2 separate regions of the Homo sapiens genome follow, and region 1 is linked to region 2. A link is a loop called in an ENCODE intact Hi-C map of the cell type or tissue named here. Cell type or tissue: HepG2. All regions are shown on one strand. Links, peaks and the distances in the headings refer to the core of each region. The heading gives the core; the rest is flanking DNA.

Region 1 (5,815 bases), core at 533-5,532, 77 kb before region 2:
TTCCCAGAAGTTGAGAAGATCTTCACTATAGATTCCTGAGACTACAGCAGAATGGGGCAAGACAGGGAAAGGGGTGTTGTTTAAAACCAAAATTTGTATAAAACTGGCACAATAGCTTATTGTGGTACAATCTAAAAAGCGGGATGGGATACCAGCCAAGTGCAAAATTTTAATGTGGGTTTATGATTCCATCCTCCCACCCCATCAGCTCTACAGCGATCCTTGAGGTTCTCTTTAACACAAGAGCTATCACCTCTCTGCCCTGATGTAGCCTCTGGTGATGCCCTCTGTCAGGTTCCCAGGAAACACAGCTTCAACCTACTCCAAGAAATGAAGAAGACAGAGCAAATCATAGTATGTGCAAGGCAAAAGTCCACTCTGAAGCCCAGAGCAGTTGAGGGTTTGCTGCATCATTTTCAGATGTGGCAATGTAATTGTTTCCATCATTCAGCAGCCAGTGATTCCACGTTTAAATAAAATACACAGACCCATGTGGGAGGGGCACTGGAAACTCGTTACTATGTATACACACAACACATCAATAAGGTGTTAACACAAAGTGGGGTGGAAACGAGTGTTCTTCCGTTATTTATTTATTTATTTATTTATTTATTTATTTATTTATTTATTTTAGATATATGGTCTCACAGTGTTGCCCAGGCTGGAGTGCCCTCGGGTGATCACAGCTCACTGCAGCCTTGACCTTGTGGGCTTAGGCAGTATCATTCTCTCGGCTCAGATTCCTGAGTAGCTGGGACAACAGGTATGTACCAGCACACCCAGCTAATCTTTAAATTTTTCTGTAGAAATGGTGTTTCGCCAGGTTGTCCAGTTGGTCTCAGACTCCTGGCTCAAGTGATCCTTCTGCCTCAGCCTCTCAAAGTCCTGGGATTACAGGTATGAGCCACTGCACCCTGCCGCCGAATTAATCCCAAATGCCTGAGGGAAATGCATTTTAGCTTCTAATGTGTTCCAACCTCTTGCACCTTCCCAGGGCTCTGCTGTTTGGGGGCCAGGCCCAGCAGCTACATACCTTGTTGATGCTTATCTCAGCCTCTACATACTGCAGTCCCTTCTGGAGAATGGAGATGAGGGCAGACGGTGGCACTAGTGTCCCATTGATGTTGGACTGGCTGATGTGGCTCTCGATCCCAAACGTGAAAGCCGAGTGAGAAAAACCTGCGGCAAGAGAGGAAAGCTGACGTTGAGTGAGACCCAAATTGAAGGAGGGACGCGCAGCCATTGAGATCTGAAAGTGGCCTGCAGATTTCAAACACATTTAATTTGTGGGCTAAGACAGCACTGTAGGATGCCCAGGGGCCCTTCTGATTTGGGCTCAGTAAGGTGGAAAAGGGCAAGGGGAGAGGGAGAGGTTTCAGATTCAGGAAGACCAAAATTGGTATCTTAGAACAAGGGCCTTTAATGGTAGAACCACTTCAGTATTGTTAAGAATAAAGCAGAGACCAGGGCAGGCATGGCGGTTCACATCTGTAATCCTAGCATTTTAGCACATCGAGGCAGGTGGATCACCTGAGGTGAGGAGTTGGAGACCAGCCTGGCCAATATGGTGAAATCCTGTCTCTACTAAAAATACAAAAATTAGCTGGACGTGGTGGTGCACACCTGTAGTCCCAGCTACTCAGGAGGCCGAGGCAGCAGAATTGCTTGAACCTGGGAAACGGAGGTTGCAGTGAGCCAAAATTGTACCACTGCACTCCAGCCTGGGTGACAGAGTGAGATTTCATCTCAAAAAAAAAAAAAAAAGGAATAAAGCAGAGAACAGACAATAAAGAGTTTGCTCTGCGTGCCCCAGTTGGACATTCCTGTTAAAGAAATTTGACTCCAGGATCCCCCGACTCCATGGTTCACATGACTTTGCAGAAGGTCATGCTGAAGCTTCTCTGTGTCACCCCCTGCAAGCACACAGGGCACCTTTCTTCAGCCCAAGATGAGGGAACAGCAAACACTGAACCCAAGTGCACTGGGGGCAATTGCATTACAACCCAAAGTCCAAAGACAGAAACAAGCCCGTTGTGCACTGATTGGTGTGGCACTGAATCATTTTCTCAGAATACTGGGAATTTTATCTTTTCTAATAGATACTGGCTCTTTTCCTTTTCTCCCCCAGTGCATCATCTCTTTCACTGCCACTGTAGGAAGCTGCTGATCAATGACGCTTGGCAATTTAAAGGTGTTTTCAGATCAGCTTTGAATAAAGGCTCTTGATGAAGCTGTTGGGGGGCGGGGGGTCAGTACTGAATATACAGAAAGCCATGCCTTGCTCTTGTGGATGATACCTGCTTCAAAGAAAGAAGCCAAGGCCACTGAGCATCTGTGGAAGTCTAGGGGCGATGGGGAAGCTGTGACAGCCCTTCATCAAAGAGAGGGAGGTGGCATCCTACTGCCGGCAAGTCTAGGGTGCTGCAGGGAGTTTCCTAATACAGGCAACCCTAGCTGGCAGGGCTGGGTCACTTTGCCTGGTGCAGAGGTGGTCTGGGGGTGCACTGAAATTCCTCACTGTGTTTTTGAAGGACATAAGCCAAGTTTCTTTACAAGAACCTAACCTTCTTACTTGTTTCTCTCTGTATATTCACCTTCCTTTTCATCTACCCATTCCTACCAAATGAAGCAACCCACCCTTGTATTCACCAATGACTCTACTCCCCGCCATGCTATACCATGTTTCACCTGCAAGCTTTTATCATTGAGGTCTTTGGCAAAGTGTGGAATAGAAAAACCCCCAGTCAATGGATGAAGCAGGACCTCACTGCATTCTTGGCTCAAGACTCCATTGCATGAAATCTTCCTTATCTACTCTGGGCCACAGTGATTCCTCTCTCATAGACATCATGACTCTCATGGCTGATGGGGGGCCACTCAAGTGGCTCCTACTCAATGGGTTTAAGCCTCTCTGCACCATTCTATCACTGCCCCTTTCCCCTTGATAAATCAGGTGTCTGAGATCTTTTGAAGATAACTGACAGCCTCCCATTGCTCAGTTTGTAGGGGTGGGCCTGAGATCCAAGCCAGGGTAGCCAGTAAACACTCTTAGCCATCATGAAACAGCATCAAGAAACATCTACTGAATTCAGAAGAATACAGCATTAGGTGCTGATTACGGCTCCTGAAAAACAAACCTCATGGCTGACAAATCAACTGTGGAAGAAAAGTCTCATGCTTCTCGCATATTTTATTCATCCAGTCTCACTCATGCATTCTTGCAACCACACTGGGCCACAGAACTGACACCTGCAGTCACATGCCCTGTGAAACAGAGCCGATTCTGACCACATTACCATCTTCAACCAAACCTGAGTACTCTGTAAACTATCTCAGTCTTTGCAGTAGCTGTTGGGTGTTGGTACTGTTTTTCTTTCACATAGAACGACAAACACTGGAAACATCAGGTCAAGGTTCATGTGATAAGAAGATGAAACAAAATGTGAACCATAGGCTATGTGACTCCGAGATTACACTTTTTACCTTTCACTTCAAGACCCACAGGCAGAGGAACAAAAATTCTTGAATTCCCTGCATGGACACAGACTCCATTGCCATCTGGCTGTCCAGCTAGAGTACTGGCAGCTCTGAACAGCAGTCAGCCTGGGTGCAACTCAGGCAACTAGTAAAGAATGGTGTGCAATGCTCACTCTAACCCAAGGCAGAGTGTGCCCCTGATTTCTGTCTCATCTGGATTTTTAATGTTGAGTACATGGTTTGGCTGCATACCTTTAATTCTCTACATAACTATGCTCTCCAATGCAAGTTTCATTTCTAGACTGTGTGGACAACGGTATTCACATTCAACTAAAGCTTATTGGAACAAGGAGATGAACCAGCAAAGACGGACCAAGGGTGGGTAGTCTGAGACTTCTGCAAAGAGAGCTGAAAGTTGTCTGCTGGAAGGAATTTCTTGTGCAGATACACAATGACAAATGCGCAGCATAAAGTTATACAGGAGTACTGTTACCTTGAACATCTTTCATCAGCTTGGGTCCTCTTTTGGAAAGGGCAGGTTGTCATGACTGGAAATAGGCACTTTCATAAACACCTAGGGGACGTACTGTTATCAGAAGTCCTCTTATCTGCTGAAATCTTTACTAGTTGTATTTCTTGGAATGCATCTCTATATGGGCTCTAAATCAGTGGTTTTTTCAGTCCATTTGCTTTTAAGACTTTCTTATTGATTTTTGGCCTTGTGATCTTGTGAAGGTAAGCAGGCGAGTGGAATGGAGAAAATGTCAGAAGCAGGCAGGATGGCTGGGTTCTGTCCTTGCTCTACCACTGGGTGCCTGGTCCACATTGCCTCATTTGGCTGCATCTGCATTTTCTCCTCTGCAATGTGGAGATAAAAAGTACCTCGAGGTGCTGATGAGGCACACACAAGGGACAGGAGCCATTCCCCAGACAGGGTCAATCAAGAGAGAAGACCGTAGCAAGTAGAAATGTCACTTTCCCAGGTTTCCTTGTTGGTACAATGAGGATGTCAAATGAAATGGCCACTAGGATATTTTCTAGTTCTGATATTCATTTAGGGACAGCATAATGCCTGCCATGTTCTGGATGTTTGTTTTCCTTTCAGATTTGTATGTGCTAGACAAATCTCTAGAGTGATGGTATTAAGAGGTGGGGACTTCAGGCAGTGATTAAGGCATGAGGGCTTCACTCTCATGAATGGGATCAGTGCCCATATAAAAGAGGTTCAGGCAAGCTCCCCTGCACATTCCACCATGTGAAGACACAGAAGGAGCCATCCCTGAGGAACAGGACCTCATCAGAAAGCAAATCTCTGGCACCTTGATCATGGATGCCTCCAGAACTGTGGGCAGTACATTTCTGTTGCATATGAATTACCCAGTCTAAGGTGTTGGTTACAGCCCAAACAAACTGAGACAATGCCCAAGGACTAGGTAATAGAGGAGGCCTGACCACTTCCTCTTAGGCCTGATTCATCAGCATCTTAGGCTATGGTTGCTGAGGCCAAGTGCCAGGGTGCTGTGGAAGGCACTTGGAAGACACAGCACCTCCACAGAAGATGCTTCTCTTCCAGGGCCAGCCCTGCCTGCACTCCTGCCAGCATCTCACCCCTCCAACTTAGGGTCCAGAATTAATGAACACATTAATTTGCAGTCTGCCAGAGTGGTGAGACTTTGGTGCCTTGTGCCTCCTCAGCTTTTCTGCAACTCTGAACACATCTCTTCTGCCCAACAACACACACACAGGAACACAGATGAGAACAACACACACACAGGAACAAAGATGAGAATGTTAGTGACAAACAAAGCACCCACGACTGCTCCAGCGGCAGGTGCAGAAGTAGTTAAGGGGCAGGAGAATAATCAAAGTGCAAGAGAATAAAGAGCTTGGTGGTACCTCAATGAAAGATAGTGTGAGGGTGATGGGTTGGGTTCCTTAAGTGTCACATCTGGGCTAGGCTGGAGATATTTCTGAAGCCAGCAGCCTTGCCACCCACTTGGAAGGCATATTCCTGATGAATCTCTCTTCAGCAAGGTTTCTCAATCACAGCATGGCTGACTTTTAGGCAGGATCATTCTTTGCTGTGTGCACACAGTCCCATACATTGTAGCATGTTGAGCAGCACCCCTGGCCTCTACCCACCACAAGCCAGTAGCATCCACTCCCATTGTGACAATCGAAAATGTTTCCATCAACCCCACCACGGTGGGGAGGTGACACCTAAAAGGCCACTACTCCCAGCTCTACTCTCCTCACATTTCAGCTTGGTTCTAGGTTGTTGCTACTGAAAAGTAAGCCACTCTTTCCATGCGATTGTGCACAAACCTTAGAGTAAAAG
Region 2 (5,815 bases), core at 300-5,299:
CCCTATAGTAATTTTCTTCAATCTGTAGGGTAAATGTGTCTTTTGTCCTTCTCCCTCAATAGTCCCTCTCCTACACTTAAACTCTCGTGATGCTGGTCTGTGCTGCAGCTGTAGTAACTCCTCACATCCTGGCCACTCTCAGTCCACTGCACATTTTGGTGCATTTGTGGCTGCTTTCCAGTATCTGCCTCCCCTCAACTCTATCAACTCCAGGAGGGAAGAAAGCAACTGTCCCTAGTGCAAGTACCTTCAAGCATGGGCCTGCGCAGAGGCCACCACCCTGTGCTTATGGAATAAATAACCAATGCCTTCAAATAACCAATTCATTCATTGAGCAAAAAGGGAACCCCACAGAAACAAAACAAAAATCTCCTTCCAGAACATGCCTAGCAATAAATCTATCATCCTTGAAAAGGGATAGGATCCACAGCTATACTATCCTGAACACCCCGATCTCATCTAAACAAGGCACACAATTTTTATATGCACCTATGCACATTAAAAAAGAGAGAGAGAGAGAGAGAGAGAAGACTGCTCTGAGAAATACATAGCTCTCAACATCTGAGTGCTGAAAAACTACACAACCAGTAAGATCTAGACCTGGGGTAGGCAAGCTACGCCCAGAGGCCAGCTCAGAGAGTCAGATTTCACTGAGTCAACTGGGTATTACAAAGAGGTTGTGCACTCTGTATGTCATCTCTCTCTCACTTACATACACACGTGCAAACACTGTATTTCTCACACAGACCCCTTCATCTTGAACTATAGGTGCAGCTACACACCTTAGTCTTATTTTTAACACAGGAAGCAACAGGACTAGAAACAAAAATTACATGGGAATATTCCCATACACAAGAATACTAGATGCCTCAGCATTCAACCCTTTCAGGCAAAAAGAGGAAAACTAAATCTAAGGCATCTAACACTTTCAACCAGGCATTGTTTTAACACAAAATCTCTTTAGGAAGAAACTATTTTCTACATGAACAAATCAAGAAAAATATGCAGGCGAGGCACCGTGGCTCATGCTTGTAATCCCAGCACTTTGGAAGGCCGAGGCAGGTGGATCACCTGAGGTCAGGAGTTCAAGACCAGCCTGGCCAACATGGAGAAACCCATCTCTATTAAAAATACAAAAATTAGCCAGGCATGGTGGCACATGCCTGTAATCCCAGCTACTTAGGAGGCTGAGGCAGGAAAATCCCTTGATTTGCTGTGAGCTGAAATTGCACCACTGCTCTCCAGCCTGGGCAACAGTGTGAGACTCTGTCTCACCAAAAAAAAAAAGGAAAAATATGCAAAGTGTCTGTCCATAAACTCGATTTACATAGACATGTAAACGCTGGCTAAATTGGTATTGTTTTATATACCAAATATGCTTAAATTCCAATGCACATTTACGTAAAAGAAAAATATCTTGGGCTCCCAAAAACTCAAGCTAGGAAGCGCAAACTCAAAATAATGTAACCACTGGTGTCTCACCTATCTGTGACCTGGGAGTTCCCTCCCGCTTCGAGTTTTCCTGCCTTTGCTTCAAAGTAAAGCTTGCGAGAGAAGAAAGAATTGAGGATATGATTCCTTTCCATTTACCTACCCATTTTCTAGACACCCTGTGAAGGGGTCATTTACCCCTGAGTTTTTGGCTAACTCATTGGACAGAGCAGTTAGACCTTGCAGTACTTTTATTATACTTCCATCAGGGGCAGTATTGTTTGAGATGAACACCTTTCCAGACTGTTAGAAATAAAGTTTCAGTGCCACAAAAAAAATAGCCCTCGAACATACATTTTCTTAGCATGGCAATTTTAGTTTTATAGAAGGGTATGACTCGCAGATGGAGCAATGGTGAGAACACACCTGAGCAAGGAGGGGAAGGGGTTCCTATTCCTGTCGCAGGTAGCCCCTACTGCAATGTCATTCCCTGATTGGCTAGCGTTTCAGTTTCTGATGTCCCTGAAAGCTGTGTAATAGATTGTGAAGAAGAGGCAGGAGCAGAGTTCAAGGAAGGAATGGGAAGTTCACATTGTAAAAATGTAGTAGAGTCTGTAATGGCTCAGTCAAGGCAAAATGTTGACTATAATCAGTTACAGGAAGTAATATATCCTGAACCATCAAAATTGGGGGGAAAAGGTCCAGAATTATTTGGGCCATCAGAGTTTAGACGATGATGGCCACCAACTCCTTCTCCCGCGGTTCAGATGCCTGTGACATTACAACCTCAAATGCCAATCCAGACACAGTATCCACAATATCAGCTGGTGGAAAATAAAACCCAACCACCGGCAGCTTATCAACACCAGCCGCCAGCCGAATTTCAGTATCGGCCGTCTCCAGAGGTTCAGTATAGAACTCAGGTGGTGCGCCCAACCCAAATAGCAGGGCACTATATCAACATCCCACGGCAATGGTGTTTGATCCTACAGTACCACCTAGTGGACAAGATAGTGCACTCCATGAAATCATTGATAAAGCCAGAAAACAGGGAGATCTTGAGGCATGGCAGTTCCCAGTAATTTTACAACCCACCCGGCCGGGAAAGGGAGTCAAGCAGGAGCGTCTGTCCGAACTGAGTGTAGATATGAATCTTTCACCATGAAAATGTTAAAAGATATGAAGGAAGGAGTTAAACAATATGGACCCAACTCTCCTTGTATGAGAACATTATTAGATTCCATTGCTCTTGGAAATAGACTTATTCCTTAGGATTGGGAAATTTTGGCTAAATCTTCCCTTTCACCCTCTCAATTCCTACAGTTTAAAACCTGGTAGATTGATGGAGTACAAGAATATGTACAGAAAAATCAGGCTACTTATCCTGTTGTCCATATAGATGCAGATCAATTGCTAGGAACAGGTCCAAATTGGAGCACTATTAACCAACAATCAATAATGCAAAATGAGGCTATTGAACAACTAAGGGCTATTTGCCTCAGGGCCTGGGAAAAGATTCAGGACCCAGGATCTGCCTGCCCTTCTTTTAGTTCAATCAGACAAGGCTCTAAAGAGCCATATCCAGACTTTGTGGCAAGGTTGCATGCTGCAGCTCAAAAATCCATTGCAGATAATAATGCCTGAAAAGTTATTGTAGAAATAATGGCTTACCAAAATGCACATCCAGAATGTCAATCAGCCATAAAGCCATTAAGAGGAAAGGTTTCAGCAGGAGTTGATGTAATTACAGAATATGTGAAGGCTTGTGATGGGATTGGAGGAGCTATGCATAAGGCAATGCTATTGGCTCAAGCAATTAGGGGGTTGCTTTAGGAGGACAAGTTAAAACATTTGGGGGAAAATGTTATAATTGTGGTCAAATCAGTCATCTAAAAAAGAATTGCCCAGGCTTAAATAAACAGAGCAAAAGTAAACAGCCACCTGGCCTGTGTCCAAAATGTGGAAAAGAAAAACACTGGGCTAAAAAATGTCCTTCTAAATTTGATAAAAATGGGCAACCATTGTCAGGAAATGGCAAACAGGGCCAGCCCCAGGCCCCGCAACAAAGTGGGGCATTCCTGATTCAGCCATTTGTTCCTCAGGGTTTTCAGGGACAACAACCCCCACAGTAAATACCACCATTTCAGGAAATCAGCTAATTACAACAATACAACAGTTATCCCCCGCCACAGCAGGCAGCACGGCAGTAGATTTATGTTCTTTATGATTATGTAAAGATTTACGATTTCTTTACTCCCTGGAGAGCCCCTGCAAAAGATTCCTACAAGGGTACATGGCCCGCTGCCAGAAGGGAGAGTAGGCCTTATTTTAGGAAAATCAAGTCTAAATTTGAAGGGAGTCCAAATTCATACTGGGGTAACTGACTCTGATTATAAAGGGGAAATTCAGTTAGTGATTAGCTCTACTGTTCCCTGGAGTGCCAATCCAGGTGATAGAATTGCTCAGTTACTGTTCTTGCCTTATATCAAAATTGGGGATAGCAAAACAGAAAAAACAGGAGGGTTTGGAAGTACCAACCCTGCTGGAAATGCTGTTTATTGGGCTAGTCAGCTCTCAGAGAATAGACCTGTGTGTACAGTTACTATTCAGGGAAAGCAGTTTGAAGGAATCATGGATATGGGGGCTGATGTTTCTATCCTTGCCTTAAATCAATGGCCAAAAAATTGACCTAAACAAGTCCGTTACAGGACTTGTTGGTGTGGGCACCGCCTCAGAAGTGTATCAAAGTCCATGATTTTACATTGTTTAGGAACTGAGCATCAAGAGAGTACAGTTCAGCCTATGATTACTTCTATTCCAATTAATTTATGGGGCCGAGACTTGTTAGAACAGTGGCATGCAGAGATCACTATTCCAGTCTTCCTATACAGCCCCACTCCAACTTTAGATTTTTGCTACTGCACACTCTCCAACAGGCATTATTGTTGAAAATACAGATATTGTGGAGTGGCCATTCCTTCCCCACAGTAAAGACTTTTACATTGTACTTAGATCAAATGGCTACATTAATTGGTCAGGCAAGACTACGAATAGTAAAATTGTGTGGAAGTGACCCAGATAAAATCATTGTCCCTTTAAACAAGGAACAGGTTAGACAAGCCTTTATCAATTCAGTCTGCATGGCAGACTGGTCTTGCTGATTTTGTGGGAATTATTGATAATCATTACCCAAAAACAAAAATCTTCCAGTTTTTAAAATTGACTACTTGGATTTTACCTAAAATTACCAGAAAAAAACCTTTCAAAAATGTTCTGACAGTGTTTACTGATGGTTCCAGCAATGGAAAAGCAGCTTACATCAGGCCAAAAGAACGAGTCATTGAAGCTCAATATCACTCAGCTCAAAGAGCAGAATTGGCTGCTGTCATTTCAGTGTTAAACAAGATTTAATCAGCCTATTAACATTGTTTCAGATACTGCATATGTAGTACAGGCTACAAAGGATGTTGAGACAGCCCTAATCAAATATAGTATGGGTGATCAGTTAAATCAGCTGTTTAAATTGTTACAATAAACTATAAGAAAAAGAAATTTCCCACTTTATATTACTCATATTCGAGCACATACTAATTTACCACGGCCTTTAACTAAGGCAAATGAACAAGCTGACTTCCTAGTATCATCTGATTTCATGGAAGCACAAGAACTTCACGCCCTGACTCATGTAAATGCAACAGGATTAAAAAATAAATATTATATCACATGGAAACAAGCAAAAAATATTGTACTACATTGTGCTCAGTGTCAAGTCTTACACCTGCCCACTCAGGAGGCAGGAGTTAATCCCAGAGGTTTATGTCCTAATGCATTATGGCAAATGGATGTCACACATGTACCTTCATTTGGAAAAATGTCATTTGTCCATGAGACAGTTGATACCTATTCACATTTCATGTGGACAACCTGCCAGACAGGAGAAAGTACTTCCCATGTTAAAAGACATTTATTATCTTGTTTTGCTGTCATGGGAGTTCCAGAAAAAATTAAAACGGATAATGGGCCAGGATACTGTAGCAAAGCATTTCAAAAATTCCTAAATCAGTGGAAAATTACACATACAACAGGAATCCCCTATAATTCCCCAAGGACAGGCCATAACTGAAAGAACTAATAGAACACTCAAAGCTCAATTGGTTAAACAAAAAATGGAAAAAGACAGTAAGGAGTATAACACTCCCCAGATGCAACTTAATCTAGCACTCTATAGTTTAAATTCTTTAAACATATATAGAAATCAGACCACTACTTCTGCAGAACAACATTTTACTGGTAAAAAGAACAGCCCACATGGGGGAAAACTGATTTGGTGGAAAGACAACAAAAATAAAACATGGGAAATAGGTAAGGTGATAACATGGGGGAG

What was found. Peaks named below come from ENCODE experiments on the same cell type or tissue, not always from the same donor. Only the 100,000 strongest peaks of a DNase experiment are listed, where the experiment ranks them.
Region 1: it touches region 2 in a loop (5-fold over the local background); 1 of 110 quality-filtered maps calls a loop at or near these places.

What each region holds. Positions count from the first base shown.
Region 1 is chrY:7,038,344-7,044,158 of GRCh38, reverse strand. TBL1Y (transducin beta like 1 Y-linked) reads right to left here. Exons shown (of 19, transcript NM_033284.2): 7 at 1,034-1,179. Among named protein-coding and RNA genes, the nearest start is that of AMELY, 130 kb to the right of the region's middle. In HepG2, for the core only: no CTCF peak of the experiment used is centred there; a DNase peak (open chromatin) is centred at 3,378.
Region 2 is chrY:6,961,547-6,967,361 of GRCh38, reverse strand. The region is part of intron 2 of TBL1Y (transducin beta like 1 Y-linked); the gene reads right to left. Among named protein-coding and RNA genes, the nearest start is that of AMELY, 53 kb to the right of the region's middle. In HepG2, for the core only: a CTCF peak has its summit at 2,421 (motif pointing left); a DNase peak (open chromatin) is centred at 2,401.